Regions from separate parts of the Homo sapiens genome. Here all the other regions are linked to region 1. Evidence: chromatin loops called from intact Hi-C (ENCODE). Cell type or tissue: IMR-90. All regions are shown on one strand.

Region 1 (8,000 bases):
TATTAATAAAATAGATTTTTAAATTACCTTATTAATTTGGTTAAGTCCTCCATGACTACTTATTTTTTGACTATTTGTTATGGAAAGGTGTAGCTAAATAAATATAGAACTACTCTATATGTGTTTCTAGTTCTCTATGTATTCTCTACATTTTGCTTTATAATTGTTTTCTTTCTTAGAGACAGGGGTCTTGCTGTGTTGCCCAGGCCAGAGTGCAGTGGCATGATCATAACTCACTGTAGCCTTAAACTCCTGGGCTCAAGCAATCCTCCTGCCTCAGCTTCTCAAGTAGATGGGACTACAGAAGTGCATCACCACACCCTGCTAATTTTTTTCTTATTTTTATTTTTAGTGATGGAGTCATGCTATGATGCTCAGAGTGGTCTTGAGCTCCTGGCCTCAAGCAATCCTCCCACCTCAGCCCCCTGAGTAGCTGGGATTATAGGTGAGAGGCACCATGCCTGGATTTGCTTTATAAATTTTGATATGTTACTTGGTGCATAGATATTCATTGCTGTTAGACCTTCATTATGTGTTGTACCCTGCCCTTCTTTGGTTCACTTTTCCTTGAATTCAGTCTTGTCTGATATTAATTTTCAGCTGTCTGCTTTCTTCTTATTTCCATTTTTCTAATATGCTTTTGCCTACTCATTTGCTTTCAATTTTTTCTGAGTCATTTCATTCTAGATGAGTATATTACAGTCAGTACTTAATTGGGTTTTTCTTTGTCACTGAATATGAGTGTCTCTTTTCCTGTGTATTGATAGGGTAGATATGTGTAGTATGAGTGTTACAATTTTTTAAAAAACTTTGATTTCTCTCCTTTGTTTTATTTGGGGTCTCCGGTTATTTTTTAAGGTGTATAGTGTCATTTTATTTTTAATGTTTGCCTCTGTAAAAATAATTTTATAGGCTGTACTTAATCTTCTATTTATTTAGCTAGTTTATATTGACTCTTCAATAACAGTAGTAAATGTCCCTACTTCTAACTCCCCTTGCCCTCCACCTTTTAATTTTGTGGGGTATACTACTGGCCTTAGTTTTTCTAGTGGTTAATTTTATACATTTAAATAGGTTTATACCTTTTAAACTTCAATGGCCACCTTTAAAAATATTTTGACCCCACCCACTATAAAAAATAAACATGCCATCTTACACGCACAATCTCACTTTCTCTCCCCTTACATTCCCTAATTTTTACTGGGTATTTTAATATTTCTTCATCATCGTGGTTGATTACATTTACATGTATATTGCAGTGGTAGTTCCCATAATTGTTATAACCTTTAACCATAGTTCTACATTTATTTTTGCCACCGTTTTTCCCATTCACCTTTTGGTTCAACTTTATCTTCTAGTAGTGTCTTCAAAAAAGTGTTCTTGGAAACTACAGCCCATGAAACATTATTGCATATTTGAAAATATTTATCTGTCACCATTACACCTGAATGACAATTTAGCTAGCTCAAATTTACTGGCTCACATCATCTTTTTTTTGGTAATTTTTTAAGTACTTCTCTACTGTCATGTAATGTTGTATGTAGGATAGCCTAAAGCCAACTTGTGTTTTTTTATTTTGCTGTTATAGTAGTTTGATCATTTTTGCCTAGATGCCCCATAGGATTATTTTTCTTTGTCTTTATTTCAGGAAACCTTACTAGACTATGGTTCAGTGCTGACTAGACATTTTTTTCCTTAAGAAACACCATGCCCTTTAGATCCTTAGATTCAAATCTTTTTTAATATCAGTAAAGTTTTTAAATTTACATATTTGGATATTTTATACTTCTCTAGTTTTTTCTTCTTAAAGAAGAAAACATTAATTCTGTCTTTGCCTGTCTTCCATATCTACAATTTTCTTCTAATCACTTTTTATAATTTCCATTTCATTTTGCTCAATTGCCTCAAAGCTGCTATCTATTTTTCTGTTGTCAACAATCTGTACTCTTACATCAGCTACTATGATAATATTGTGTCACCATTTACTACTATTTACAAGCTAACCATAATTTCTCTGATGATTTTAGTTTTCTCTTCTACTTTGTGTCCTAGATACAGGCAGCTCAATTTTAATTTTTGTTGCTTTTCTTGATTCCTTATACCTCTGCATTAAGCTCTTAATTCACAAATTACTTCCATTGTTAAGTTATTGAGTTCTTAAACAAATATTTGGTCATGATTTTCATCTACTCCACATCAAAATGTTCATACTGTGTAGGCTGTTTGCCTTTTTTGTCCTGCTATTTTCCACCATTTTGTGACATTTTTGTATGGATCTCCTTGTTCCTTTTTTATTATTAGTCATCCTTGAGTGAGCAGAAATCTTCCTAGAGCAGGTATTTGAAAGAAGTAGTGTGGAAGAGGGGCTGGGGCTGTGTTCTGCGTTAGTAGAAAATCCCCTAATTCTTAGAAAAATCCTTTATGATTCATGGTCTTGTGGGAGAAGGTTGTGAAGCGGGTTTTGTGAATGTGCTTCATGTGCAATAGAGAGTGACTGAGAGGTGGTTTAACCTTTCTTCTTAGCTCACAAAGAATGGCTGCTACAGAGCTGCTTAACACCCACAGTTTTTCTTCTACATGCTGCACATTTACAAAGATGGAGTATCCGTGAGTTTTCTCACTCATTCCTACCTCCCCTGCCATTTTAAAGTATCCAAGGAAGTTGGGGAGATTCCCTCAGCTAAACAGCCACCCAGATCTTATTGTTCCAAACAAAAAATTATTAGATTTGCCCTCTGAGCAGGTCACCTACTTTGGAGAATTTTGTGCTCTGCCAGCTCTCCTCAAGATTTGGAAAAGCAGTTATTTTCTATTGGAGCCCCCATCACTCCAGTCCAAAGTTCACTGCATGTGACATCCCATCTTATTTGTCTGGTTCCTGATTATAGGAGTTTCCCAGTTTCAACAAAAATACTGTCTTTGTTTTTGTTTCTCATTCATTTTTCCCCAATTTTGTTTCAAAGCGAAAAGTAAAAACATTCTTACTCTAACATCTTAAAATTAATGTCTGGGAGGAACCTAAACTGCTTATTAATATATGCCATGCTATATGTGATATGGCAGAGACTGCTACCTGTCCACCAGAATCTATTTATTTTTCTTGGATGCACAATAAGACTACATTTCCTAGTCTCCCTTGCAATTACATGTGACCATGTCATTAAGATTTAGTGGATGAAATTTAAGCAGAAGCAAGGTGTGTAAATTCTAGGGCTGGCCCATTACAAACTTTAACATGGGCACCTGTGTGTTTTTCCTTTTCTGCTTAATTGGGTTGGAGATAATCACAGTGATGCTGAAAGCCATGTGCTAAAGAAGGCAGAGCCTCCTTCTGCTTGGGCTCCTGAATGACTGTGTGGAACAGAGGCCCTTGCCACTCTTGGGCCATTCTGGATTATTACATGCACAAAGAGTAAAGTTCTTTTCTGTTAAGCCATTAGATGTATGGGTTTATTTGCTGTTACAGCCTAGTCGAACCCAAATGATGTAGTGAGGGAGGCAGGACAAGGAAGAAACCTATTCAGTATGGAGTTATCCTTAGGGACAAGTTACAAAAATTATAAGGATCAGACACCACTGCTGGTTGATCCATTATAGACCAGAATAAGCAGGTGGTATGATTCCAGAAGGAGATGCCATGGTTGTGTGAGAGAGAGATTAACCATTCCTATAAACAGAAGGGTCAAAGAAAGTAGCCAGTCACCAGAATGCTTATATTAAGGAGGATTGTGACTACCTGTATATAAAGTATAGGAAGAAAATGGGGCAGGGCAATTAAGATGAATTGCAGACACAACTATTTGTGCATATTAATTTGAATTTAAATTTAAACTTAATTTAAGGATAATTTAAAGGAAAATCTTCCCTTACCTATTTCATGCTGAAGGGGTCTTTCAAGTTGTCAAACTCTCTCTATATAAATAAGACTGCATAATCCAGACCCTCCGGAATCCAGAGATGAATTGCATGTGGTAGCTGATGTGTGGGAAGCCCACAGAGCAGCACTTCTGGTCATTGCCATCCAGCTAGCTGGTGCTCTCAGAAGAATGAGATGAAGAGGCATGACTTTCAAGCTTCCTCTGCCATACAAGGTGAGTTTGGGTTCCAGGCTTCTTCCTAGCCCCTGTTTCTGCTTCCTCTGATTTAATACCCAGTCACTGAGTACCTACTAAACACTCGGCATTAAACTGAAAAGAACAGGGAAGTCAAAAACCTTTTACCAATGCCTGATGGGATAAAGACATGACCCATCCCTCAAAGAGCTTGTGGTCTTCCCATGGCAATGCCCTTCCTCCCTAGGCCAGATGGACTGTGAAGAACAGCAGTCTCAAGTGGATTTATTGGGAAGCTCATGAAGACTCAGCTCAATGGGCCATGTTTGCAGGGGCCCCTTACAAGGCTCTGCACTTGATTTTGTAATTTTGAATTATTTTTCTCAAAAAGGCCTCCCAAATTATGTAAGCTTCAGGCCTTTAAAACTTGGATCTGTTCCCTTGAAGCCACATAATCTGATCAGAAATAATTTTCAGGGCTCATTGGGTGCTGGAGAATTCATGGTTAGATATTTAAATAAAAATGCAGAGAATCTATAGGACTTTCCAACTGAGACCAAGGCTTTTTTTTTCTGGTAGCTTGACTGCCAGGAAACAGAAAGCGGGGCATCTCCACCTGCTGGCAGAAGACCAAAACTACACCATATTGCATTGACCGCAGACATCAGGCTTTGTTTCCTTTTAAGTGAATAGGTGAAATCAATCAAGCAAACTGGAATTAGGAAACAGAAGGACCACTCACAACCGTACCTCCACAGCAAAGCTAACACTTTCATTTTGAATAACCCCTTTCCAGCCCCTGTTTACATCAGTCACATTTTTGCATGGACATAATAGTGTTTCAGGCAGTCCTGCTCTACAGAAGGCATTTGTTTCGCTGACCATAAGCATCTTATGTGCTTCTACATTGTCTTTATAGCCAGCTGTCTGAAGTTCTACATCATCCGTCAGTGATGGGTCCTGAGTAAACTCAGCAGTCTCCTCTAAGTAACTTGTATATATCCCTTTTATAAAGAATGCTGCAGTGGCCACCCTTAAGTATAGAACTTTGTCTTTCCCAGGCATTACTTACAGGAAACTGGGGACCAAATGCCACTCCATAGCATAGCTTAGGAGAAGTGAGATTCCAAAGGACAGAGTGGGCTGGCACATATGTAGTAGAAGACTAGACAAATGAGAGTGAATGAGCGAGTCTGTTGTGAGTGGATGACACGCAATGCAACCCCAAGGGCCGGCTCCAATTTGCACAGTCCCTAAAACATCCCAGGGATCCAGTCTTATCGCAGTCTCATCAACATTGACAATAATCATTTAGAGAATTTTCACCATGAGACTTTTGACACTCTGCTCTGGGATTTTGGAGTTCCAACTGCTTTAACAATTTATACAGTCACTCAAATGTAGAATCCAGTGAATTATTAATGACAATTTTGCTCCGCATATTGAAAGGGCATTCTATATTAATCAATTATAAATCATGATAAATTGCTTTCTAAAAATTATACACTTGAAACCCAGAAATGTTCAAGCCCCTCACCAGTTTACATACATCCTTAACCGTGTCTTGTTAACTGGGTGACCAGGAAACAGAGAAAGGAGGATGTACTTAATGAATAACTGGCCAGAAGTCGGAAGACCTAGATTTTCTTCCTATCCCTTCCATAGATTTGCTCTGTGACCCTAGACAATTCATATGCCCCCTCTGTTACCATACTTTTAAGCTGAAGGGGTTATAGTGCATACTTTCTGAGGTCCTTCTAACACTGGAGATCTATGAGTTCATAAGATCACATAGAGTCTTGGACTTTTCAGAGATCACTAGGCATAAGAAAGCCCTCGAGGACATCCTCTTCCTAGATCAACCACTCCAAGCTAAGACCTTAATGGGTCTACACTGTCATCCATTTATATAGGAGAGAGGATGGTACAAGCTAAGTGAAAGTCTGTTGTCAACTCAGGAACTAGGGTACAGTTCCAGCAATCAATCTCCATGGAGGGTTAGCAGAGGTCTGGCCTAGCCAATTAGGGTTTGGCACTGCCATATGCTACTAGAAAACACATGCTTTCATGCCAGGCAACAGGGTGGGAAGTGCAATGCCATTAAGGACCATACCTTAGCCTACTTAAACTAGCCTGGGATTGAGTTACTGAGCTCAAAATACAATTCAGCACACTTTCCTGCCCACTGCAAGTCAGGCCAGCCCCTGGAGAACTCCAGGGACAAGGCAAGTCTGGAGTTTGTCCCCAAGGAACTCCCAGTCTAGTGGAGGAGATGGGCCCATAGCAGAGTTACAAATGTCCAAAATAAGAGCACAAATTCCTGGGTTCTTAAAGAGAGTTCAAGCACACACACACACACAGAGAGAGAGAGAGAGAGAGAAATTAATTTAGATAAGGAAGGGAGGTAGGGAGAGATGGTGCCAGCAATGGCTTCCTGAGGAAATGTCACTTGTGATGGGTCTTTTAGGTGAGTTGGACATTGAGAGAAAGTAATCAAAAGGGCACAAGATAGGGTAGCTGTCAGGTAAACAAAACAAAACTGTATGCACAAAGGTCTAGAGGCAAGAAAGCATGGGTGTGCTTGCATAGCAATGAAGAATGTGGTTTGGCCAAAGCATAGGATTCACAGAAGGACCTCCCCAGGCCATCAGTAGTCTCTCCTTCGCAGGAGTCCACTGTGGCTGGACGAGGAACAGATCAAAACAGGTCTTGTTTGAGGCTTGGCCCAACAACAGGGCCAGCTGTTGACCAGGGCTTCCTTCACCCTTAGCTTTCTCTCCCCCTAGTGTAGTCAGAGACTCCAAAGGCAGTCCCAGAGTGTTGTGCCAAAACAAATGCACATCAGGCTATTGTCATCAGGAGCCCTTGTCTTGTTCTGTTTGTTTTAAGAAGACATAAGTGAAATAACCAGGTTTCCGAAGAGAGGGCAGAATTGGGTTTGTCCCCAGGGAAAATGAGGTTTCTCCACCATGGCTGTTCTCCCCATGCAGCAGTGGCCAGGGGTCCCCAGCAGCTCTTTGCTCAGTGCCCCTGCTGCTAGGCCTGATGCTTCCTATGTGGTCAGCTCAGATGTGCAACCCTTCTCCATTTTTATTATTTGAGCAATATAATCATTATTGCTTTTGTTACCCAAAATCTTATAATCACCCATTTAAGAGTAATGTAGGAATCATTTTTCTCTTTTATTTGATGAACTAATCTTTCTGGTTGGCTCTTGAGGTGGGAGGGGTGGGCAATGGGGACCAGCCTGCTTCATCTCACTCTTTCCTAGGCCTGCTCCTTAGGCACGTGCCCCACAAATCCCACCTCCGCAGCTTGGAAAAGGGGCCCACAGAGGATCTCAGGTATCTGAGGAAGGGCCAGAGGCTATTTGGCCTGACATCCTGGAACATCACCAGCCAGGAGCCATAACTCCTTTAGGCTAGCCTGCCTGCAACTGGATCAGGTATAGCAAAAACGATTGATCTCACCTTCTAATTTTCAATGAGTGGGAGTGGCTGCCTTGAGTGCTGTGTTGGGAAGGAGTCTGAGGCAGCATCTGGACCCTGTGTAAATATGCGTTTCCTGTTATTGATGAAGCTTTCAAGACAAGATTTTAGAAAGCTTTGGCTCAAGTTGTAGGTTGTGGGAGGAAGGAATTAGTAAGAGCCATCATAAACTCAACATCTATTGTGTTCCAGGAGCTGTGACCACTCCCTTCTTTTTAGTCGGGAAGGTCAGGATCTCACTATGTCACCTAGGCTAGAGTGCAATGGTGTGATTATTGCTCATTGTAGTCTTGAATTTGAATTCCTGGGCTCAAGTAATCCTCCTGCCTCAGCCTTCTGAGTAGGTGGGACTACTGGTGTGTGCCACCACACTCGGCTTACTCCTCCCTTTGTATCCTGCTGCATCGTTAGTGCATGATACCCACCACCCCCTCAGAGGCCCAGCCTAGTGCTGTCTCTC
Region 2 (8,000 bases), 760 kb before region 1:
TTTCTGCCAATAGTACATAATCTGGATTTAACTATGAGGAAACATCAGACAATAAACCCAAATTGAGGCACATTCTACAAAATAAGTGCCCCTTTTCTTAAAAAAATGTCAAGATAGTGAAAAATAGAACTGGAGAAGTGCTCCAGGGTAAAGGAGGCTACAGAAACATGAAAACTAAATGCAAGGCATGAATTTAGATTGGATCTTGGACCCTTTCTTTCTTTCTTTTTTTCTATAAAGTATATTATTGAGACAGTTGGTGAAATCTAAATAAAGTTTGTAGGTTAGATAACAGTAGAATATCAACATCAATTTCCTGATTTTGATAATCATATTGTGGTTATGTAGGAGAATGTTCTTTTTTTAGGCGATACACAATGTTGGGTTTACAGGTAGGGGGCTATCATGACTGCCAATTAACACTACGTGAAAGATATATAGGCTATTTTAATGTTCTTACAGCTTTTCTGGAAGTCTGAATTTTTTTTCAAAATAAAAATGTTTCAAAAAAACAAATGAGAAATGTTCCCCCGCCACCTCATCCTCATTCTATGCATTGACCTTTGTCATTTCCTGGACCAGTAATTGGGTCCCTTCTAAGTCACCTGAAACCATCTTGTTTGCTTGCCCTAACTCTAGTACTGGCTCAGATGAGCCTGCCTCTGTACCTCTGTATCCCATTTCTCCTGTTGATTTCTTTCTTCTCCTGACATCAGAAAACCATTTGAAGGACAGTATACACATTATCCTTTCCTTGACTCTTTTTAGCAGCTCTCCAATGACCATTTGCCTTTAGCTGACCCAAGAAAGTGATGCGCTGCTAACCATAGGTAGTGTCCTGTAATTGCAGATTTCAACTGTTTTCATATGCTTAGAGTAGCCTAAGGCAAGTAACAATCTGTGCTAGGAGAAGAGCAAAGACTACTGTAATTCACTTTACTTTTTAAATTTACCTCTGGAAAAGAAAGAACAAGAGAGCCAATAAAACTTGAGGGATTTGTTAATTTGTTAATTTGGTATTTGATTTGCCCTTACAGCTGTACCTCACCTTTTAGATATTTTTCTACTTTGGGAAAACTTTAGCACACTAGTCAATTATATATTATTTTAACTTCTCGAGGTGAGCTTCTCATTTAAAGGGAAACTGAGATCAATTCTTTTGTAAAATCAGTCATCACTTCCTACTCTTGTTAAAGGAATTTTTTTCTGTGTTGATATGTCTTCAGTTGTGAAGTGCACATATATGTTATAGAAATTCTCATGGCGTTCCTGGTGTTCAGCCTTAGACCTTTGACAAACTCCTGGTAACATGGTCTCTTGAAAGGCAGAGTGGAAATTGGGGCTAGGCATGATGTTATGGCAATCATCTGGCTCAGGAAAGCTTCTGGAACTAGGGAGAGAAGTGCCTTCCCATTTACATTTTGGATTCACTCCAGTTCACATTTTGGATTCATTTCAGTTCATTAATTTTTTTCATAAGCACTATAATACTTTAAAATAATAAATATTTCTAAAAGAAACAATCCGTTCTCAACTCACTTAAACCAATGTATTCAAAAAGCCATATGAATGTTATTTTCATTCAGAAAATTACACATCTGGGTATGGAATTTGCTTCAACTTCACCATGTTGAGTATAAGTGGTCCCTATTTTTTTTTAATAAAGGGCTTTTCTGTAGTTATCTGAGAACATTCATACAAATTTCTTTCAGGTCATTAAAGTAAAAATTTTGATTTAATGCGGATAAGTTATTTTAAAGATTTTCCTTAAGAAACATCTTCTGTTTTCCTACTGTGCTCATAAAGTTGATAATCATAACTTAAGTTATATTGATACAAATTTTGTCCCAGATTCCAGATCTGAAATATCATCAATCATAAAGATTTATAAACAAGCCAGTAAAAATAAGCCCATCTGTTTTCTACTCCAAGGGTGCTAATGGAGGTGCACACCAGTGTGATGTCCAGGACATTTTGTCTGCCTCCTTAGTTAATGAGAAAATCTGTGGTAGCCCAGTGCTGGCTTTGGTAGGTTGAGGGAGTGGACTGCCATGCATGACCCCATGACCCTTCCCATTCCATTGAAGTTTTTCTTCACCCATGATGACATGAGGCAGTGTGTTATCATTAAAGGAACACTGAGAGCATCTATCAGGCACCTTTTTTGTTCCTATGCAATGGGGCCTTTATGTACAAAAACAAAGTATAGGTCAACACAGCTACAGCAACTGGCTAATCAGTAAATGAGTAGATTGTGCTTGTGTTGACATTTCTGTTGTCAACCTAGTCATTTGTTTGTTTAAATGATGGTTGTTAACATATCAAAACTAAGCTTGAGAAAGTGATAAATTGGATGCGTGTTTGTCCAATGGTTTCTGATGCAACATGATATTTTAGCAAAAACCTTCTGATGTGCGCAGATTCTCCGATGAGGTTCAAGGAGTAAATAAATTATTCTGAGGGTAGGAGTACTCCCACCACATGGCAACCTGCTTTGAGGCTTCTAGCACCCTCATCACCAGCTTTCCAAACCAAAGAATGAGGCTTCTGGAAAACCCACCCATATTTTACTAAGTATCACCAGATGGTTGTAACGATTATTAAAACAAAATTGGAAATGGTTTTCCTCTGTTGTTGGGAATGAAGTGACATAAGTGGCTCTCTTGGAATGGCTAAAATGATAAGCAGCAAGTGGGTAGTCAGGAGTTTCTGGAGGTGCCCTGTTGCCCATTTGAATCTTAGCTTAACCATGTAATCCTGCGACTTTGGGCAAGTCCCTTCCCCTCTTGGTGCCCTGGTTTCCTTATCTGTAAAAAAGGGTGGTTGTGCTTATCAGACAGGTTAATATGTGAAGGGGCTGAGAAGAGTGCCTGGCATGTGGCAATACCTGTGCCTACTTCATGGGGAAGTCAGGAGCATTAGATGACTTCATGTGTGTCAATTATCCAGGATGGTGTCTGACTCATATTGAGCACCCAAGAAATGTTATATCGCTACTGTTATCATTATTGTCATTCTCAGGTCATCTGTGGGCAGATTTGCCAGCCTTTTCCATTGAAGAGCAGATACTCAATATATGGTAGCTATTGTTAATATTATATAATATTATGCCTGGCACATAAGTGCTAAAAAATGTCAGTGTCACTACTATTTAAAATTGTTATCACATCATGAAAATGTCCAGGAATCTTCCATTTGGTTGAATTAAAACATTTTCCAAGTTAGGTGACTTGGCAAGTGTTGCCTTGGGGTGATTTTTGCAGACTGTTCATAACTCCAGTCTTTCATTCCCATCCCATGCCTTCCTCTTTTGATATGAATTAATTCTATGCGTTGAGATTTCCTAAGTCTGGTGGCAATTCTTGTAAATTTGCTCCTTTTTTTTTTCTTGCTTGCAATGTCTTATATAGTTAAGCTGCAATTCCCCACATCACCAGCAGGTGCTGAGGACTAACACAAAATATGTTTCATTCTCGAATTTTTTAAGATTGGGAAGCTTGGAATTTAGGGAAAAAATAGTGTTATACTTAGGAAATGAGAATATTGGAAATTATATAAAATAAGTTGGACTACAACAAGTATATCCTATAGGTATGGTACCCTGACTATTCTTGAGAGAGAATTGAAAGCTTAAGACCATCCTGTTTTTGTCTGTTTAATCATTTACATTTAGCACATGTTTGGGTGGCTCTGCCAGGTGTTCAGCTGAGTGCTGTGGGACCAATGATGAGGAAAAAATGGAAAACAGACATTAACTTTGCCCTGGCTTTTTCTCTTTTTTAGGCATACAGACAGGAAAAATGGCCAGTGAATTGTTCATTAAGAAAAATATAACTTCTGTTTATTAAAATGGACTTTATTAAAATATATCAGAAAAATGAAAGCAAAAAATATATGGTAAAAGTATGAACATAACATTCAAATGCATCTTGGGATGATGAGGTAGAGGCAAACACAAGTCTTCCCCATCCCCCATCTGACACAGTCTTCACAAAGCACTGTATTTGCCAGGAGGACTGAATATTCGCCTTCACAAAAGAAGGCAATGAAATTTAGTACTGATCCAAATAAAATGAAATCCCATGTTCCAGAATTCTGAATATTTATTTTAGGTACAAGGTAAAGGGCAGGTTGGAAAAATGTGGCTTGTTTATCATCATTTCATAGAAGATACAGTAGGAAAACATTCAGCATTATGGAACACGAGATTTCATCTTCAGGAAAGTTGCCCCGAGTTCTACTGAGGCAAGAGGAATTCAAATATGCATTCATTTGTGCATGACTATTTATTATAGGTAATGCATGAAGTAGAAGGAGGAGCATGGGACCTCTCTGAGCCTCAGTGTCTTCATCTGTGTAATGGGGTTGTTGTGAGGCCCTAGGGCATAGTGTAGGTGAAAACGTTTGTAGACTATTAAGCAGCATACAAATGTGGAAGATGGTTAAGGGGTTAACGTTTTCCCAAATATTGAATTTATGTTTGTAAATGTATACAGCATCTATCTGTCTATATGTTAAGTTGGAAGTATTTGTATTTTTATTACCAGGAATCAGATATTTGACTATTTTAACAGCTACACAAGTCAGCTGGATTTCCTCAGCTTTTATTTTTATGTATTTGTTTATTTTAGAATATTTGTATATACATATGAGAAGAATAAGTATTGATAGAAGATTAATTATCTTTTTTTTAAAAAAAAAGCAAAATATTGAACTAGCTCCTTCCTGTCTTATTTGTTCAAGTGTTGTTAACATTCTTTAATGGGGGTTTTTAATCAGTTCATCATCATCACCAAAAGTACATCACTGAAATCTAGATTTAGTAAGCCCTACTAAGACAGAACATACAAATTGATATTTGTATGTTTTCTTGATTCCCATTTTGTGCAAGGCTAACTTAAGATGCCAGTGACTCACAAAACATATTGTTTAAACATGTTCAGATTGCTAACAGACCGTACTGTTATGCCTTTTAGATTCCAATAAACCATATGAAAATGCTAATTATTGAGTCTACATTAATTTGTATAAATTATGCAAATTGAGTAGCAATTAAGTATTACTGTAGTTGAGGTGGATTCCATGCCATTTTTTAACTTAATGTTGGACTGACACAGACTCCATTCACTAAAACAAATTGTTTTATTGTTGAGTGTTTACAAAGCAATTGCTGATGGTAATTGGTTGTAGATGACACTATTGTGCATTTCAGTAAGATTTATTTAACCATATGCACCACAACCAAAACACACAAACACAGGAAGAATGGTCAAGGAATGACTTTATGACAGTTCATTCAGAAAAAACAGTTTCTGTCCATGAAAATAGGCATTCTTTAAGAAAGTTATTTTAGAAACAGACAAATAAGATAAAGGAAATCACTTGGAGAGATGTAGTTAAAGAACAATTGAAAGAAGTAGCATTTAGCAAGAAGTCAAGGCATCACATTCAGTGTTTTAAGCAGGATATTGGGAAGTAATTATAATTTGAGCTGCTTCCACAGTATATGGATGAGAAATTCAGCCCTGATTTGTTCAAACTAATTGTGTATACTTTTGCCATGGTGCACAATGATTCTATCCAAATTACTTAGACATAAACAAATATTGTAACCAAATTGTGAGCCTGGATGTGTGTGTATGTGTGTGTGTGTGTGTATGTATTTAACAGTCGGTCAAACAGTGTCTTCATACTTTATCAAACATTAATTAGCTAAGTTATGAAGTGTTGGCATCTTGGGAGCAGCTTAGCCAATTTTTAGTGATGTTTCATAGAAGGCTAATTCTGGAAGAGATCATCTCAATCCATTATGTGGAAACCAGGAATTTGCAGTCACGCTCTATCACCACTGAACAGAACTCAAGGTCAATTATCTTCTGTCTCTGGGATTCAGAGTGGCTTTTGCAAATGTAAAGGTTATGCACATTGATGCAATAATTATGAAAGGAAAACAAATCTTTCCTTTCACCAAAAAGTGTTGTGTTAAAGCGTGCATAAATTATGATTCACAAATATAGTAATGGCTTTAAGGTTGAAATATGGTATCCAGGTGATTAGTAGATTGTGTTAACCTTTGATTATTATTTTTTTTTTTGAGACGGAGTCTTGCTCTGTTGCCCAGGCTGGAGTGCAGTGGTGCGACCTTGGCTTAATGCAAGCTGTGACTCCCGGGTTCACGACATTCTCCTGCCTCAGCCTCCCGAGTAGCTGGGACTACAGGCACCCACCACCAAGCCCGGCTAATTTTTTGTATTTTTAGTAGAGATGGGGTTGCACCGTGTTAGCCAGGATGGTCTTGATCTCCTGACCTCGTGATCCGCCTGCATCGGCCTCCCAAAGTGCTGGGATTACAGGCATGAGCCACTGCACCTGGCCCGATAATTTGTTTTATGTTAGTTTCTCTAATCGGCGGTGGATTTGGAGAATCTAGATTGATGACAAGTGATCTTCCTGAAAATTGAACCAAAATAAAGAGAATATGTTATGAAATTTCTGCCAGGGTCATATTTATGCCATTATTCTAATAAGAACTTTAATAAGGCAAATCTAGAAATTGGTTTTACTGGCTTCATAAATTTGTCTTTCATAGTCTCCAACTCAATTTTCATTTGCTTTGACTTAAAATATATCAGCATTCTGAAAATTTTGAAGAGTGAATCATTAAATTCAATATTTATTACTTAATATCTTAATAATAAATGTTAAATCTCTTAATGGACTGTATTTCAAATACAGCTCACTAAGTCCTCTCGTTTTCTTTTAAAAACCATACTTCAATGTAATTCCCATTGCCACTTTTGCCAGACATCCTATTTCCCTGGCAAATCTATTGAGGAAAAATGAAGTTTTAAAGCAAGGTCTGTGCTTGGAAAATCTAATTCACTCTAACTCACTAGGTCACTTAGAACCAAATGATTCAAATAGAATTCTACCTATAGCAAAACAATGGAAGCTGTACATAGGGATGTGAGTGAAAGCCTTGCTGCTTTTCTCAGATAGGGTGATTGGATGCAACAGTGGCCCAGCACTTAGCCACAAGTCTGAAGACCCCTGCCTAGGACCAGCTTCATGGCTCTCGGCAAGCTGTCAAACTCTGTGCCTGAGTGTCCTCATCTGTGACTACCATGAAGATCAAATGATACACATAGGTGAAAGTTCTTTGGAATATGAAAAGGATGTAAAAATGACAAGAATTCAGACTTAGTTAATAGAGCAAGGCATTTAAAAGTTGGCATCACATGTTTATTTTGGCTCAAACTGTGGCACTGCATAGTCTGCATTTGAATTCCAGAACTATCCATGTTGAGCTATGCAACCATGGACATGTCACATAGTTTTGTAGGCCCCAATTCCCACAGCTGTGAAATCGTGAAAATAACACTATCCACCTCATAAGGTTGTTGTAAAGGTTGAATAAAGTAATGTCTGGCACAAAAAAAGACTCTTAATAAAGGTTAGATGTTACTACTGGGATACATTGTATTAATGATGACAGAAAGAAAAACCACTATTCTTATTTTGCAAGTAATAGAAGATGTCTGACTAAGCTTTATTTCTTTTTGTATTCATTATCTTCCTTCCAGAAGTTTTGATCCTCAAAACTTTATTGAATTGTCCTGAGTATCCCACATTTGTCCATGTAGTTTTGTTTCATTTCTAAATCACATATCCAATCTTGTTACCTGCTTGCTCAATAGAATAGGATGGCTCCTCAAATGACACCCTGAGCTGTCGTATAAGGAAATGATAAAAGGTGTGGCTTTGTGGTCAGAGAGACATGGATTTGAATGCTAACTCTTCTCCTTACTCATCATGTGGCCTGGGTAAAGTTACTTAAATTCTCCATGCCTCAATTTCATCATTTGGAAAATGGAGGAAATCATAGCACCTAAGTCATAGGGTACTTGACTGTGAGGTAATTTACACAAGGACTTGGCGAATAATAGTCACTCAATATGAGAGCTGCTACCACCATCATTGTGGTTATTATGATGTGATTA
Region 3 (8,000 bases), 1.2 Mb before region 1:
ATCTTGCTCTACTTCCCCCTCCAACTGAGGTTTCATATAAATTTGAATATCAGCTTATTAATTTTCACAACAACCTTGTGACTTTTTGGGGGAGAGATTTTATTGACTCCACAAATGAAGTTGGGAGGAAATGATATATTAACAAAATCAAGATTCCAGCCTATGAACATGTATATTCATGTTCATAAGCATATTCCTATATTTAAATCGGTTTTTAAAAAATTTCTCAGAAATATCTTATGGTTTTTAGTGTAAAGACCTTACACATCTTTTTAAAGATTTATTTCTAGGTATTTGCCTATTTTTGGAAGATATTGTAGTTTTAAAAATTTGTACTTACTCTCATGATCTAGATAAATGAAATTGATTTTTATATTTTGAACTCATACCAACCTCCTTAAAACAGCTATTAATTCAAAACTTTTGTAGATACTTTTGGATTTTTTTCACTTCTAATCCTTATACCTTTCCCTCCTTTCTTCCTTGACTTATTATGCTGATTAGGATCTCTAGTATGACATCAAATAGAAGTGTTGCTAACAGATATCTTATCTTGTTCCTGATCTCAGGGGAAATTTTTAAGATAATTTAACAATAATTATGATGTTTGCTGTAGGATTTTTGTAGCTGCTATTTTTTCAGATTGAGGAAGTTCCCTTGTCTTCTAAGTTTGCTAAGAGGCTTTCTTTTTTTTTTTTCAAATCACAACTGAAAGTAGAATTTTATTAAATATCTTTTCTGCATCTAGTGAGGTGATCATATGATTTTCTGTCCTTTTTTCCTGTTAATATAGTAAATTATAAGTTAAATGAATTAATTTTCCATAAGCTTCATGTGGTTGTGATATATTAGCATTGTTAAATATCACTAAGTTAGATTTACACACACACACACACACACATTATTAATGTGATTTTTATTTCTTGGAATGTCCTTTACAAGTTTTGGTTTTGGTGGCTTCATAAAACAAGATGAGAAGTGTTCCATGTTTTCTCTCTCTTTTTTTTTTTTTGGAAGTATTCGTGTAAGATTAATGTTATTTACTCTCCAAGTGTTGGAAACACTTTGTCAGTGAAGCCATTTAAGCCTGGAGTTTTACTTTGTGGTGAGGTTTTTAATAACAGGTTTCAGTTCTTTCATAGATCTAGGACTATTTATTTTTGTTTCAATTTTATTGAGTTGTGTTTCTTAAAGAATTTGTCCACTTTCTCTAAGGCTGCTTCTACCCTAACTCCCTTGCTCTTCTTTTCTTAGGTCCCCCAACTACACTTATATTAGTCTTTCCCACTATTATATATATATATATCTTACAACCTTTTCAGCAATATCAATGCTTTTTACTTCTACACTTCATTCTAGATACTATCTAGTGCACTAATTCCATTTTCAACTTTGCCCAATCTGCTGTTAAATCCATCTGTTGAGCTCTTAATTTTAGCTATTTTATTTCCTGTTCCAGACTTCCATTTGGCTTTTTATTGTAGATTCCAATTCTGTGGAACCTGTTCATCACAATTATTTTAAAGTCTTGGTCTGATAACTCCAATATTACCTGTTTCTGTTTCTAGCCTCTCTCTTTTTCTCTTGCTCCTATTTATTTGTATGTCAGTAATTTTTACTGAATAGATCAAGAACGTGAAGGATTAGACCCTCCTCCTCCCTGCCTATTTCTGACCCAAGAGATGAGGCCTAAACTGAGATTGAAGAGAAGATTTGAATTCAGAATGAGATTGAAGTTTTGATTTAAACTCTGAAAAGCTTTAATACCTGAAAAGAAGATTGTTTTAAAAAATGAAAGTGCTTATGTTTCTCTTATTGTTTCTTCAGAGTTTAAAAGAATACAACTCTTTGTCATATAAAAAATGGTTTTGACTGAATGCCCAACATTGTGTATGAAACATATAGAGACTCCAGATCATGTTATCTTCCTTCAGAGGATATTGCCTTTTCCTCTGTCAGGCAGCAGAGAATTAGATAAATGTAATTCAACTTGGGGCTTTGCTAACTGAAAGCTAATTTGCGGTCTTTGTATGTCCCAGTTTGCTTCTGGTTTACTCCCACTTCTAGGGCGTAGCTCTCTAGGAGTTCCAACTAAGAATCAGGGTTGTTTGTTGGAACTCCTCCTACTTATAAGGTCATGAACTCCAATTTTTCACCCTCGAACATTGTGAGCCTGCTTGCTTGCTCTACTTTGTTGATGCTTTCTGATTGGCTTCTTACCCTAATTTTCTGCACAGTTTAAACTGTAAATGCCTCTAGAAGAACACTGGTTCCAAGCGCTAGGTTCTATTCTCTGTCCCTTCTATCTCTCTGAGAGCTTGGTCTCTCAACACCTAGCTGCATTGTCCACTGAACACTTTTAATCTCCCCAGCCCCAAGAGGTGACCTAAAACTGCTCTGCTAAATTCTTTATCTCATTCTCCATGCCAAAAACATCAAGGAGGAAAATAAGTGTCCATGAAGTAAGCTCACCTTAATGAGCTCCCTTCTTTCTGGATCTAGTTTCTCAAGTCCTGGCTACCTTAGTAGCCTTCTTATTTCTTCTCAAAAAATGTTTATAAAAACCTGCCTTTTCTACTTTTTCTTGTTAAAATATTCATCTCTACTACAAGCTACTCAATCATAGAAGACCTCTGAACTCATGATTAAAATACGTGCATGCGTGTGTGTGTGTGTGTGTGTGTGTGTGAGTGTGTGTGTATGTATTTCTATCTCTGTTCATTGATTGACTGGATATAGGAGTAATGACCCTGTAGTAGCATACATACCTAACACCAAGATATTTGTTTCTATGCATCATTTCTTACTTAAACTAATCAGGTTTCTTTGGAGAAACTACTGATTTCAGTGAAAGTACAAGCACAATGTGAGCCTAGATATAGATATCTTGCTATACCAGTGATATGGTTTGGCTATGTCCCCACCCAAATCTCATCTTGAATTGTAGCTCCCATAATCCCCACATGTTGTGAGAGGGACCCAGTGGGAGGCAAATGAATCATGGAGAAGGGTTTTTTTTCCCTGCTGTTCTCATGGTAGTGAATAAGACTTACAAGATCTGATGGTTGTATAAAGGGCGGTTCTCCTGCACATGCTCTCTTGCCTGCTGCCATGTAAGACATACCTTTGCTCCTCCTTTGCCTTCCACCATGATTGTGAGGCCACACCAGCCATGTGGCACTTGAGTCCATTAAACCTCTTTTTTCTTTATAAATTACCCAGTCTCGGGTATTTCTTCATATCAGTATGAAAATGGATTAATACAACCAGAAAGTAAGAAAGTGATCAGAGAATGATGGGGACATTTCATAAGGACACAGGAAGCAACTTGAAGGGACACCCACTGGCCAAGTCTGGGATAATTTAAACATAAAAAAAATTTGGTAATAGTTTATAGTACATTGAGTTAAGAAAAAAAAATCCATAAATTCATGGTAATATTCAAAGTAAAATAAAAGGAGAGGAGAAAAAAGAATTCCCAGTGTGTTTTTTTTAAAACAGAAGAATGCCAGCTACTAAATGTAGAAGGAATAAAATAATTAGAAAAGCAATACTTTTTAACACCCAAAGTAATAATTGGCTCAGGTAAGGATCATCAGAGGATGCTAATATGACTGGGTAAAATGTTGAAAATAAGTCTCAAAATATCACTCTACAGACTACTTTTAAAGAGAAAAAATGTGCTTTCTCAATGGAAAAGTCTGGTGGTCATCACTTTAACCAAGTGGTCAAGCTTGGCAATGCCAATAGTGGTTTTGCTTGATGATGTGCCTTCAGTATGATCAAGAGGAAGGTACACAACGTCATTTATGTGATGTTCTTGCTGGAAATGTTTGATCTAACTATCATAGCGAGGAAAGAGGCAATTCTAGAATGTGAGGTATGATGGAGGACATCCTACCTGGACTCTTTAAAGAGACACTCAAATGCTCTGAGTGAATCTTGAGTGGATCTTGGATTGGAAAAACAGAAGCTATAAAGGATATTTTGGAGGATAATCGAAGGAATTTTAGTGAAGACTGGATGCTGGATGATATTGAATTCATGGTGACTTTCTTAGGTGTGTTGGTATTGTGGTTATAGGAATCAGTTTATTCTTGGAAAATACATCCTGAAATATTTTGCAGTGAAGTGTCATGATGAAAGCAACCTACTTTTGTATGATTTGGAAAAAAAGGATGTGTGGGTATGGGTGTGTATTTAGATAAATAGAGTGGATGTATCCAGATGTTAACAGTTGGCAAACATAGGTGAGAGGTATGCAGGTCTTGAAAATTAGAAGAAAAAACTCTTGTAGCGTTTTATTTTTTCAACGAAAATCCACAAGATGGCAGTAGAGGAACACCCTCAGAATGGGTTTCTTGGGGGCCTCTTATAAGGTGACATTTTCTGATTTGAAAAGCAGGATGAGAGATCCAACAAAGGATTGTTTTGGCTTTGTGAATACATTTACATGTAATGTTATACAAAGGTATGAAGACAAAATGCCGTTTGGTTGTATCATTCTATGAATTGCTTTCATCGAAATAAATACCATTTTGTTAAATTTGGTCCATAAACTCCTGAAATGTGTCCAAAATGTTATGTGTATGAGCATTCTCCTTTTATGATGAGAATATCTACAGTTTCTACTATGTCTCAAAGGGGTCAATTATTGCTCCCCAAACTTAGAAGCTTGAGGGGTTCAAGAAAGTGGCACTAGATCAATGCCTTAATCACATCAGAACTGGTAGTAGTTTAAGCCATTTCTCTTTAATATGTGCTTTGAAAGTGAGTTTAGTGAAGTGCTCTGGCAGTGCTTATTTGTTAAATGGATTGATGTAGGAACTAGTGGATGTGGATGGATAGGAGTCAGAAGACCTGGGTGTGAATGTAGCACTTATGCCATCCTCTTCCCCAACATCTTTCCCCAAACACACACACCAAGTTAAAACTGTAGCCAGCAAGATGTTTGTGGTCACATAAAACAATTCTCCCCCAAACAAAATCAGTTGTTTGCCTGTATTTCATTTTTTTACTCCCCAAACAGAAACAGCTTATTGGTCAGTGGAGATGCCTGCAATATAAAATTTTCTCTTTATAAACATTTGTGAAAAGAGTTCATATTTTTAGGGCAACATGAGCCAAGCTTGTAATTGCGGGAAGCTTCTAGTCTTCTGTGAGTGTCAGCTTGCCTCTTGTTCCCACCTTCAACCCCTGCCACCCCAAGAGTTTTGGTTTGGATCAGGACTAGGTTTCTATAAACTGCAACGTGAGCTGCTAGGTGATCACAGTAAGAGCCAAGCCACATAATGCTCTTCTTTCGATTCATTGGGCAGATAGTTGTCTTAGAAACTTACATGATGACTTGATTGTAAAATAAAATCCCTGTTGAGCAACTTGATCTGGCTATTTGGGTGGAATGGATTTTTTTAAAAGTGTAAACTAAGGGAAAATAAAATACTCATTTAAAATGTGTTGGCAGCGTGTAGTTGGCTTAAAATGTCATTTACTGAGTTGTTACCATTTTTGCTCTCTCAATTTTATTAGTATTAAAAATTCATTATTGAGGGACCATGAGCTACATGCAATTAGTAATGTGACTGAAAGTGAGAGACTAAATAGTAAGATGGTCATGTCTTTAGAAATAAACTTTTAACTTCTCTTTACTGCATTCCCCATGGAAATACCATGTTGTGCCATGTTGTTCCTTAAAAGAGCTTACGTTCAGTAGAGAACTGGTGAAATAAATAATGACACATTCATATATTGAGATTGTATGTAACTGTTGAAAATAATGACATAGATTCATATATATTGACATGGAAAGATATCCAAGCTGAACTGTAGGAGAAACAGAGCAAGTTGCAGAGCTATATGTAAAGCAGAATACTATTTTGGAGTATACATTTGCTATTATATGTTCAGAAAATAAGATATGGGAGATCATATAAAAATTTGCTTAAAGCGATTTATTTATGTTGTGGGGAAAGGAGTAGTATTGTAGTACAAGGGAACTTATGTTTTGTGTTTCATATGTTTTTCTGTTGTCTGGATTTTTAAAAATGAGAATGTAGTCTGAATAAATAATGATATAAAGGGAGTGTATGTTGGCACTATCCTTTGAGACCTTCATGTGCTAAATATAATTGTGCAGTATGATCAGTTCTGTCATTCATCTTGAATAGACAACAGCTAAAGAGAGCCAGCTGGTTAACTTATAAGTTATATCCCTTCCACATTCAAAGATGTTTACAATATTAATAGACTGAAATGAAACAATAAAAAACAAATGTATAAACTAAAAAAGACAAATTATTTAGAACGAATGAGATAACTCTTTAGAAGGAATGAGATAACAGGACCTGGAATATGGAATGACTTCTCTACAGAATATAGCAAAAAGTTTACCTCTGAGCTTTCTGGTATCCAAGGGGAAAAGGAAAATATGTTGGCTCTATATATTTCTTCCAAAGTAAGAATGCTACAAAGAAATTAATCATACGGCATCACATATGTGACACTGACATATTGGACAATGTTTTAAAAACAATTTTGCTTATAATTTATTTCACTGATTTATTTTACATATATGAAATAGAAAAATGATATTCCAAAGAATTATGCCTCTCAAATTTTGGAGGAAATTATTTTTTAGAAATAAAAAATTAAATTCAAATTGCACAAATAAAAGATAAGTTTAAGCTCTGCTTAAAAGTAAATTTCAGAGACGTTCTTCGCCGAGAGTCGTCGAGGTTTCCTGCTTCAACTGTGCTTGGACGGAACCCGGCGCTCGTCCCCCACCCCGGCCGGCCACCCATAGCCAGCCCTCCGTCACCTTTTCACCGCGCCCTCGGACTGCCCCAAGGTCCCCGCCGCCGCTCCAGGGCCGCGCAGCCACCGCCGCCGCCTCTCCTTAGTCGCCGCCTTGACGACCGCGTCCACCTCGCAGGTGCGCCAGAACTACCACCAGGACTCAGAGGCGGCCATCAACCGCCAGATCAACCTGGAGCTCTACGCCTCCTACGTTTACCTGTCCATGTCTTACTACTTTGACCACGATGATGTGGCTTTGAAGAACTTTGCCAAATACTTTCTTCACCAATCTCATGAGGAGAGGGAACATGCTGAGGAACTGATGAAGCTGCAGAACCAATGAGGTGGCCGAATCTTCCTTCAGGATATCAAGAAACCAGACTGTGATGACTGGGAGCGGGCTGAATGAGATGGAGTGTGCATTACATTTGGAAAAAAATGTGAATCAGTCACCACTGGAACTGCACAAACTGGCCACTGACAAAAATGACCCCCATTTGTGTGACTTCATTGAGACACATTACCTGAATGAGCAGGTGAAAGCCATCAAAGAATTGGGTGACCACGTGACCAACTTGCACAAGATGGGAGCGCCCGAATCTGGCTTGGCGGAATATCTCTTCGACAAGCACACCCCGGGGAGACAGTGACAATGAAAGGTAAGCCTCAGGCTAATTTCCCCATAGCCGTGGGTTGACTTCCCTGGTCACCAAGGCAGTGCATGCATGTTGGGGTTTCCTTTACCTTTTCTATAAATTGTACCAAAACATCCACTTAAGTTCTTTGATTTGTACCATTCCTGCAAATAAAGAAATTTGGTACCCCCCCCCAAAAAAAAGTAAATTTCAATAGAAGATTGTTGTTTTCCTTGAATAAGAAGCTGAAATTGTGGAGTGAAGTTTTTATTTGGTTTAATTTTTATGGGGGTTTTTATTTTTTAATTTTTATTTTAGATTCAGGGGGTACGTATGCAAGTTTGTTAACTGAGTATATTGTGTGATGCCGAGGTTTGGAGTATATGAATGATCCCATCACCCAAGTACTGAGCATAATACCCAACAGTTTTTCAACCTATCCCCTCCCTCCTCCCTCCCTCCCTCCCTGCCTCTTCTAGTAGTTCCTAGTTTCTATTGTTGCTATCTTTAGGACAATGGTTTTTTAATTATATTTTTAGAAAAGACACAGAGACCTTTGATTGAATATTT

Evidence for each region. Hi-C counts contacts between places; a loop is a spot of excess contacts. Peaks named below come from ENCODE experiments on the same cell type or tissue, not always from the same donor. Only the 100,000 strongest peaks of a DNase experiment are listed, where the experiment ranks them.
Region 2: a loop joins it to region 1, with 15 times the contacts of the local background. A loop is called at or near these places in 4 of 110 quality-filtered maps.
Region 3: a loop joins it to region 1, with 25 times the contacts of the local background. A loop is called at or near these places in 34 of 110 quality-filtered maps.

Annotation. Positions count from the first base shown.
Region 1 is chrX:149,282,374-149,290,373 of GRCh38, forward strand. No RefSeq gene overlaps it. Among named protein-coding and RNA genes, the nearest start is that of IDS, 220 kb to the right of the region's middle. In IMR-90, a CTCF peak has its summit at 4,673 (motif pointing left); no DNase peak of the experiment used is centred here.
Region 2 is chrX:148,527,217-148,535,216 of GRCh38, forward strand. All of the region lies in intron 1 of AFF2 (ALF transcription elongation factor 2), which reads left to right. Among named protein-coding and RNA genes, the nearest start is that of AFF2, 31 kb to the left of the region's middle. In IMR-90, a CTCF peak has its summit at 3,441; no DNase peak of the experiment used is centred here.
Region 3 is chrX:148,045,305-148,053,304 of GRCh38, forward strand. It overlaps the pseudogene FTH1P8. Among named protein-coding and RNA genes, the nearest start is that of FMR1NB, 68 kb to the left of the region's middle. In IMR-90, a CTCF peak has its summit at 4,329 (motif pointing right); no DNase peak of the experiment used is centred here.